Linked DNA regions of Homo sapiens: region 1 is linked to region 2. Evidence: read pairs that join two places in POLR2A ChIA-PET (ENCODE). Cell type or tissue: A673. All regions are shown on one strand. Region 1 overlaps VOPP1 (VOPP1 WW domain binding protein). Region 2 has its middle 69 kb from the start of VOPP1-DT.

The links. Peaks named below come from ENCODE experiments on the same cell type or tissue, not always from the same donor. Only the 100,000 strongest peaks of a DNase experiment are listed, where the experiment ranks them.
Region 1: POLR2A ChIA-PET joins it to region 2 with 17 read pairs; 3 of 35 experiments call an interaction of 5 or more read pairs at or near these places.

The regions. Positions count from the first base shown.
Region 1 is chr7:55,473,847-55,477,846 of GRCh38, forward strand. The region is part of intron 4 of VOPP1 (VOPP1 WW domain binding protein); the gene reads right to left. Among named protein-coding and RNA genes, the nearest start is that of VOPP1, 97 kb to the right of the region's middle. In A673, no CTCF peak of the experiment used is centred here; a DNase peak (open chromatin) is centred at 2,395.
Region 2 is chr7:55,639,323-55,643,322 of GRCh38, forward strand. No RefSeq gene overlaps it. Among named protein-coding and RNA genes, the nearest start is that of VOPP1-DT, 69 kb to the left of the region's middle. In A673, a CTCF peak has its summit at 2,052 (motif pointing right); DNase peaks (open chromatin) are centred at 2,109 and 2,689; H3K27ac peaks cover 1,253 bases.

The DNA of each region.
Region 1 (4,000 bases), 170 kb before region 2:
CCTTTAGCTCAGGGAGACACTCAAGTGTCAAAGAAGCTGCCCCTGTGTGAATATTGTGTAGGGTTTTTTTTCTTTTTTTGCAATTCTCCCCCTGACACAGTGTGATATAGTTCTGACTCTAGAAACATGCCCATCAAGGTACACAAGATGTCCCAAAGCCCACATAAGTCAGACCATGGGAATCTGCGCATGTGCGGAAGGAGAGCATGTAGAACAGAAGCACAGGCCAGGCCTGCACTGTCTCTCACTGAGCGCTCTCAACTGCCAGGAGGGCACTCAGCACAGATGCCACCCTGTGTGAGAGGCTGCCTCGCCCTGCATCTGTGCCGTCCCACAGACACCACCTGAGTGAGATGCCGTGTGGTCCCACAGATGCCACCTGCGCTGCTCTGATGCATCTCACCCGCTGCCTTGGGTGTGTTCTATTTAGAAGTCGACTTACTGCCATTACCATGAGTTTCGCAAGGGCAGAGATTATGTTTTATTTAGATCTGGATCCTGCTATATGTTATACAATTAAAAAACCAAGGATTTTTAAAAAGAGGGCATTGCAACAGTCTAAGCAAGACATTATGAAGGCTTCTGAATATTAGAGAAAAAATGGAGAAGAGAGAATGAGGCACTGAGGGCTGTCGGCAATGACTGGCCTGGGATTGACTCGATGGGGAGCGCACAGCGTGGGAGACAAGGGCTGAGAAGAAAAGGCCCTAGGTTCTGCTCACAATAAGGGCCCCCCAACAGGCAGGGCAATACAGGAGAACAGGGGCTCTGCAAGAATTAGCGCCTTACCAAGGTCACACTACTGCTACAGCAGCACCAGGACAAGGGCGGGGCAGATGAAAAAGTCCCTGCTGGACTGGAGAGGGCGGAGGCAGCTCTGGAGCTGGAGCCTCCTGTGGGAAGGTGGTGGTGGAAACATGGGCATGTCCAGGAGAAGGCTGCAGGAAGGAGCAGCACTGAGGCCAGGAGAGGAGCATGAAGTGTCTAAGGCTGATGAGAAGGATGCATAGGCAATGGGAAGATGCGGCAGGAGGTGGTGCACCAGGAGCCAGGGCAGCAAGGGGTGGGAGAATTTTCAGGAAGAAGTGATGTTCTCTCCCCAGCTGAAGAGAGATGGAAATAAGCACGGCTGTAGCCTTGGGGTTCCCGTGCTCTTTCTCTACAGTTTCACACCATGGTAGACACAGGTCCCTGCTGCAGTAGGGAGAAACAGTCCAGGGTGTGGGTGAAGACTGTAGGAGGGGACGGGTGGCAGCTGGAAGGCACGCAGGGCAAGAGAAGGTGCCTTTGTAAGGATGGAAACGCTTGCGCATATGGGCAGGGGTAGGGACAGACACAGGACAGAGAGAACTTTCGGGGAGAACACAGCTCGGTGAGGGTAATGGCCTCTGGTAAAGCACTTGGAGCCTACTAGCTGGGAGCTGGTGCACAGGAAGGCACCCGAGACAGTGGGCCGAGTGGGCAGAGCCATGTGGGGTGTGGCCCTGAAAAGCACAGCAAGGGACTCGGCCACCACAGGTTTGGCGGAGCGGTGGGTGAACATGGCCGGCAGCCTCCACTGCCGGGCGAAGCAGGTCCAGGTGATTCATTTGCTGACAGGGATGTGGGAAAGGGCAACAGGAGAACTGACCAAAAGCCTCAAGGACGAAGGGAGCAGTGCGTTACAGTCACAGATGGGAGCCAAAATAGTGACAAGGAGCGACAGGCCCACTGGTGCAGGATTCGGTGTGGTGGGGACAATCTGCACAGAGGTGACAGCCAGGAGCAAGGGGACTCCACCACCCCTCCCTTCCCTACACAGGGTGTGCCCTGGGAGGAGCCCTTCAGTTCTGGTTTGTGGTTGATGGTTGGGTTAAAGAAAACACACAAAACATTCTAGGAAGAGGCTGGGGTTGCAGAAAGACTTTCTCCACAAGATGGGGTAGAAAGGGTAAGGAGAGGTGAGTAAAACCATGGCTGCCCCTCACGTCACCAGTGTTCATCAGGCCAGCCTGTGCCGTGTGTGCACGGTGGGGAATGGCATGGGATGGGGATTGGGTGGGAGAACAGAGGCTCTGCCAGAGTGAGTGCCTCACCAAGGTCACGCTACCGCTAGAGCAGCACCAGGACTTGAACCCAGTAGTGAACCAGAAAGTCAGACTCTCCCTATGATGACAGGCGTCTCTTGAAACAGGATGGTGAAGTGGGGGAAGAAGTTCAGGCAAGGGTGGGATGGGAGAGCCACAGGAGACTGGGGGCATCACGGGCCCGTGTGGAGCGCCGTCTAAGAATTAAAGGCCACCACAGCCAGCCTCCCAGCCGGGCTGCACTCACACCCTTGGCATGTCATCTGTCTCTGGACAATGCTGGAGTCATTTTACTTTGAACGTCATCATCTCCTCCTCAGTGGGAGTCTTGGCATGGTTTGAAAGGGAGCTCCAGGCTCAGCAAAGACTGGGAGGACACGCTGTGATGTTAACTGACAATCACCCCTTCTCAGTGAGCTGGCCCAGCCCCACGGGTGCCAGGGGGATGGCCAGGCAGCCTGTATTCTTAGCAGGACCTGCCACCTCTCTAGCCCAGCTGACTGGCCAGTGGCGTGTCGGGGGGGTGGGCGGGGGGGCTGGGCCAATCTTTCCTGGGGATGCAAAAGAGTCCGGCAGGCCGCAGAGGGAGGGGTGGAAATGCAGGGAGAAGGAGAGGCAGCTGACAGAGTATGTGGCCCAGGAGGGACAGAGGCCAGGGGCCCAGGGGCCTGACTCCTGACAGCGTTCCAGTTACACCAGGATCCCCACACCATTTTAGTCAGCCCCTCCAAACTCAGGGCACGTGGGTCTCTGGTCTCACCTCTCCTCCTCTCCAGCCATGCCCTGGCTTCCCTGCTCTGTCCCCTCTGGCCCAGCTGCTCCTCCAGCCATGGGCAGGAGCCTCAACACAGGGCACCAGGGGCAGAGCTCGTTCCTGCCACCCAAGCTGTGGCAGGCTTGGCCCTACATTCCTCCCCACCAATCACTCATGGGACGGTGGGCTCTCCAGAGGGACAGGGCCTGCTATGATGGGCTCCTGCCCACTTCAGAGCCTTGTGTCTCACCGCCTGCCCTATTCTCCATCTCCAGCAGTAACCACACTGCCTGGATCCGGTCTGCCCTCTCTGGGCCCTCACTAGATAACATATCCCAGGCTTTCACCATGCAAACCGTGTCTCCTGGAATGCCTGTGACCACCTCATGCCAGGCACCTCCTAGCCTCTGGTCTGGCTAATTGCCATGTATCTTTCAGTCTCAGCTCAGAATCACCAGGCAGCCCCCTCTTGCTGCCTGTCACTGCCTTCCCAGCTGAGCAGGCACCCCTGTCCTCTGGTACCCAGAACAAGGCACGTCCATGAGTATGCAGCAGTTGCCTAGTATGGTATGATTTTCTGAGCCTTCTGAACACGAGGACAGAGCATCACTCACCCTGGTTCCCTGAGAGCCCAGAACGGCACCTTGCATGTGGCAGACGTTCCATAAATACACGGGAGGAGTGACTGAAGGGGGGACGAGTGGCGACTTGGATCTGGACTTTGGCGCTGCCAGATTGTGCTGGGTGTGCATGGGTTTCCTGAGACACACCTGTTTCTGATATGACAGGAGTGACTGGCTGCCCCACTCAGCAAGCCTGTGCCAAGGCCGTGGCTCCTGTCGAGGGGAGGATCCCAACCCCCTGCTGCAGGTGAGGGAGGGGCGGGAGTGTGGTCTTTGTAGAAGAGAGGCAGCCAGGCTATGTTTGCAATGTGGCCACTCACGCTGCAGAACCAGAAACACCAGCACCTGCATCCAGTCTAATCGGTATCTTCGTGTTCATAGACACAGTGATGGATCCTACCAGGAACTGGTGGGACGGGATTGAAATATTTGAACATGGAGATGGAGAGGTATTTGGAATATAAAAGAGAACGGATAGAAAATGAATAAACTGTGTACTTGTCAAGAACATGAACCCTTAGGTTAAAAAATTGGTGACCACGCTGGAGAGGCTACAG
Region 2 (4,000 bases):
TTATTTTCAGTGTATTTATTAGAAAATTTTGCTCTGTGATTATGAAGATTACAAAAATATCTTAAAGTGATGACTTTGATCACAAAGAAAATAATATAAACTAAGAAAGCTCTACACTTCATCTTCTCCCCATTTTGAATTTCATTGTGTCACTTTATGTATCTTTGTATTTCTTCTCTCTTAACAGGTTTCTGTAGATACTTTTGTTTTTCATAGATTTGTCTTTTAGTCATCACACTAAAGTGATAAGTGGACTGCATACTACAGTTACAAAATTTTGAGTTTGTCTGTTGGCTTATTTTTACCAATGAGTTTTATAACTTTAGATGTTTTCTTTTTTGCACATTTGCGTTTTTCTCTTTTCAGACTGAAGAAATTTCTTTGGCATTTCTTGTGAGATGGGTCTGATGAGATGCATTCTCTTAACTTTTGTTTGTCTGAGAAACACTATCTCCCCTTCATGTTTGAAGGATAGCTTTGCTGGTTACAGTATTCACAGTTGACAATTTTAGTCTTTCAGCACTTTACATGTACTCCCACTTTCTCCTGGGTTGGACAGTTGCCATTTAGAAGTCTGCTGCCAGTCAGATTGGAGCTCCTTTATATTATTCACTTATTTTCCCTTGCTGCTTTTAGTAGTTTATTTGTCTTAGGCCTTTGAGGGTTTTATTATCCTATGCCCTAGGGTAATCTTATTTGGCTTTACTCTGTCTGGTGATCTCTGACCTTCTTATACTTGGAGATTTATGTCTTTCTCAAGTTTTGGAAAGTTTTCTGTTATTATTTCTTTGAATAGACTTTCTTTTTTTCCCTTTTTCTTTTCTGAGAAGGAGTCTCACTCTGTCACCCAGGCTGGAATGCAGTGGCATGATCTCAGCTCACTGCAACCTCTGACTCCCAAGTTCAAGCAATTATTTTGCTTCAGCCTCCCAGGTATCTGGGATTACAGCTGCGTACCACCACATCCGGTGAATTTTTGTATTTTTAATAGAGACAAGGTTTCACCATGTTGGTCAGGCTGGTCTGGAACTCCTGACCTTCAGTGATCCACCTGTCTCAGCCTCCCAAAGTGCTGGGATTACAGGCATGAGCCACTGCACCCTGCCTCTTTGAATAAACTTTCCATTCCTTGCTTTTGCTCAGCTTCCTCTTGAACACCAGTAATTCTTAGATTTACTATTTCAATGTGATTGTCTATATCTTATAGGCATGCTTTATTACTTTTCATTCTTTTATCTCGTCTGTGTATTTTCCATTAGCCTGTCTTTAAGCTCACTGATTTCTTTCTCTGCTTGATGCATCTGCCATTGAGAGCCTCTCATGAATTTTTGTTCAGCAGATGTACTTCTTAGTTTTAGGATTTCCGTTTGATGTTTTTAAAAAATCATTTCAATCTTTTTCCTTAAATTTATCTGATAAATTTCTTAATTGCTTTTCTGTATTATTTTGTATATCACTGAATTTCCTTAAAAATACTACTTTGGGGCTGGGTGCAGTGGCTCACGCCTGTAATCCCAGCACTTTGGGAGACTGAGGCGGGCAGATCACGAGGTCAGGAGTTCGAGACCAGCCTTGCTAACATGGTGAAACTCCGTCTCTACTAAAAAAATACAAAAGTTAGCAGGGTATGGTGGCGGGCACCTGTAATCCCAGCTACTCGGGAGGCTGAGGGAGGAGAATCACTTGAACCTGGGAGGCAGAGGTTGCAGTGAGCCGAGATCGTGCCATTGCACTCCAGTCTGGGTGACAAGAGCAAGACTCTGTCTCAAAAAAAAAAATACTATTTTGGATTCTTGATCAGAGAGCCCACCTATCACTGTTTAGTTAGTGTTGGCCAGTGGCTTCTTGCTTTGTCCACTCGGGAAGATTATGGTTTTTTTGTTTGCTGTTTTTTCTTATGAATGTACATCTACGTCTCTGCATTAAAGGATTAGTTATTCATTCGAATCTTCTCTGTCTGGCTTGTTTAATTTTCTATCGGGTGTGTTAGAGATTGTTTGCAATTTACCTTGAATATCCTTTTTGCTATGTCACTACCTCCTTTATGGCACTAGATGGCACCTTAATCCCAGGTTTGCCTCAGCTCTAGCAACCATTCAGAGCACTTCTTGTGCCAGATGAGGGAAGTCCTAAAGGGAATACCAGGGAAGCTTGGCAAGGCTAGCTAGGGATTTATGGTCTGAGAACCTATGAAACATAGCTCCTACAGCATGGTGTTACTGAACAGCCACTGTGATTTGGCATCTCCTTTGGCTAAATAACTAAATTTCCCAGGCTGGGGATACTAGTTGCAACCTAATCTCTTTGTTTCTGGGTGTCCTCAGGAGTTTTTCTCCCTTAAGGCACTGGCTATACTTCTTGTGGGTGTCTTCTGCCTGGAATCCCAAGATGATGGGAAAGCTGGTTGTCTTCCTTAATCTTCTTCTTCATCTTTTTTTTTTTTTTTTTTTTGGTCTAGTAAGATTTAATAGTGAAAAATTATCTGCACACTTGGTGTCTGGCAGATTTGTGCTAGGATGTCAGGAATATAAAAGTCTTACTCTTTTATGTCTGCATGGATTTTTTCACTTCTCCATTATTTCAGTAACTATCTTATTCACATATTTGAGTTCTGTGATATTGCTGATGATAATCTTGGTGCTGTGCATTTGTTTAAGATTTCCTGTGGGTCAGGAAGTGGAAACCAGCTTGCTTCTACTCAGCCTTTTTGGTGATGTCACTGCCCTTATGAATTTTGAAAGCTTTACTGTGAAGGGTGTTAAATGAGTAACATGTAGTAAGGTATTTGTAGACACATACTTAAAAGATATTTCTAAGATGTTGCTGGAAAAATGAATTTGTAAATGTATTAATTTAGTGATTTCAAGTGTTTACCAATTGCAAATATATAATAAAATGTTTAAATATGTTTATTTAAAGAATACCTTTAAATAAACCTCTTAAAATCTTTGTTGTGAAGACTGTTCTTTTAGTAAGTGGATATGTGTGTGAGGTTGTAGACACTTACATTAAAGATAATTCTAATAATGTTATTTATTAGATGAGTTGGTTACTATGTTAACTCATTGAATGCAAGTGCTTACCACATTATAAAGTATGCAATAATGTGTTTAAACATGTTTTAAAAGATGCTTTTGTTATTCATTTTAAGAGCTTTGTAATGAAGAGTGTTATTTCAGTGAGTGGATGTAATACTATGTAGGGAATAGTTAGTAGACACATGGCTAAAAGATGATCTAAGTGTGTCATTGATAAAATGAGTTGGTGACTATGTTAATTCAGTGAATGCAAGTATTATCAAACTGGAATGTATGTAATAAAGTGTTTAAACATGGTTCTTTAAAGATTTTTCTTACCACGCATTTTATTTTATTTATATATATATTTTTTGAGATGGAGTCTCACTCTGCCACCCAGGCAGGAGTGCAATGGTGCAATCTTGGCTCACTTCAACTTCCTGTGCCCCCCAGGTTCAAGTGATTCTCCTGCCTCGGCCTCCCAAGTAGCCGGGACTACAGGTGGATGCCACCAGGCTCGGCTAATTTTCTTTGTACTTTTAGTAGAGACAGGGTTTCACCATATTGGCCAGGCTAGTCTCGAACTTCTGACCTCAGGTGATCTTCCCGCCTCAGCCTCCCCAAGTGCTGGGATTACAGGTGTGAGCCACCGCGCCCAGCCTCTTTCCATGCATTTTAAAAGCTTTGTTCTGAAAATTGTTACATCAGTGAGTGAACGTGGCTCACTGTAAAGTGTTTATAAGCACATGCTTAAAAGATGATTCTAAAAATGTTACTGATGAGTTGATAATAGTGTTAATTCAGTGAATGTAAGTATTAATTAAATGCAAGTGTTTACCAAATTGTAAAGTATGTAATGAAGTCCTTAAACATGCTTATTTATAGATTTTTTAAATTATGCATTTAAAAATCTTTCTTGTTAAGAGTGTTATGTTAGAGAGTACGTCTAATATTTCACTACATACACCTCACTAGGTTTGCAG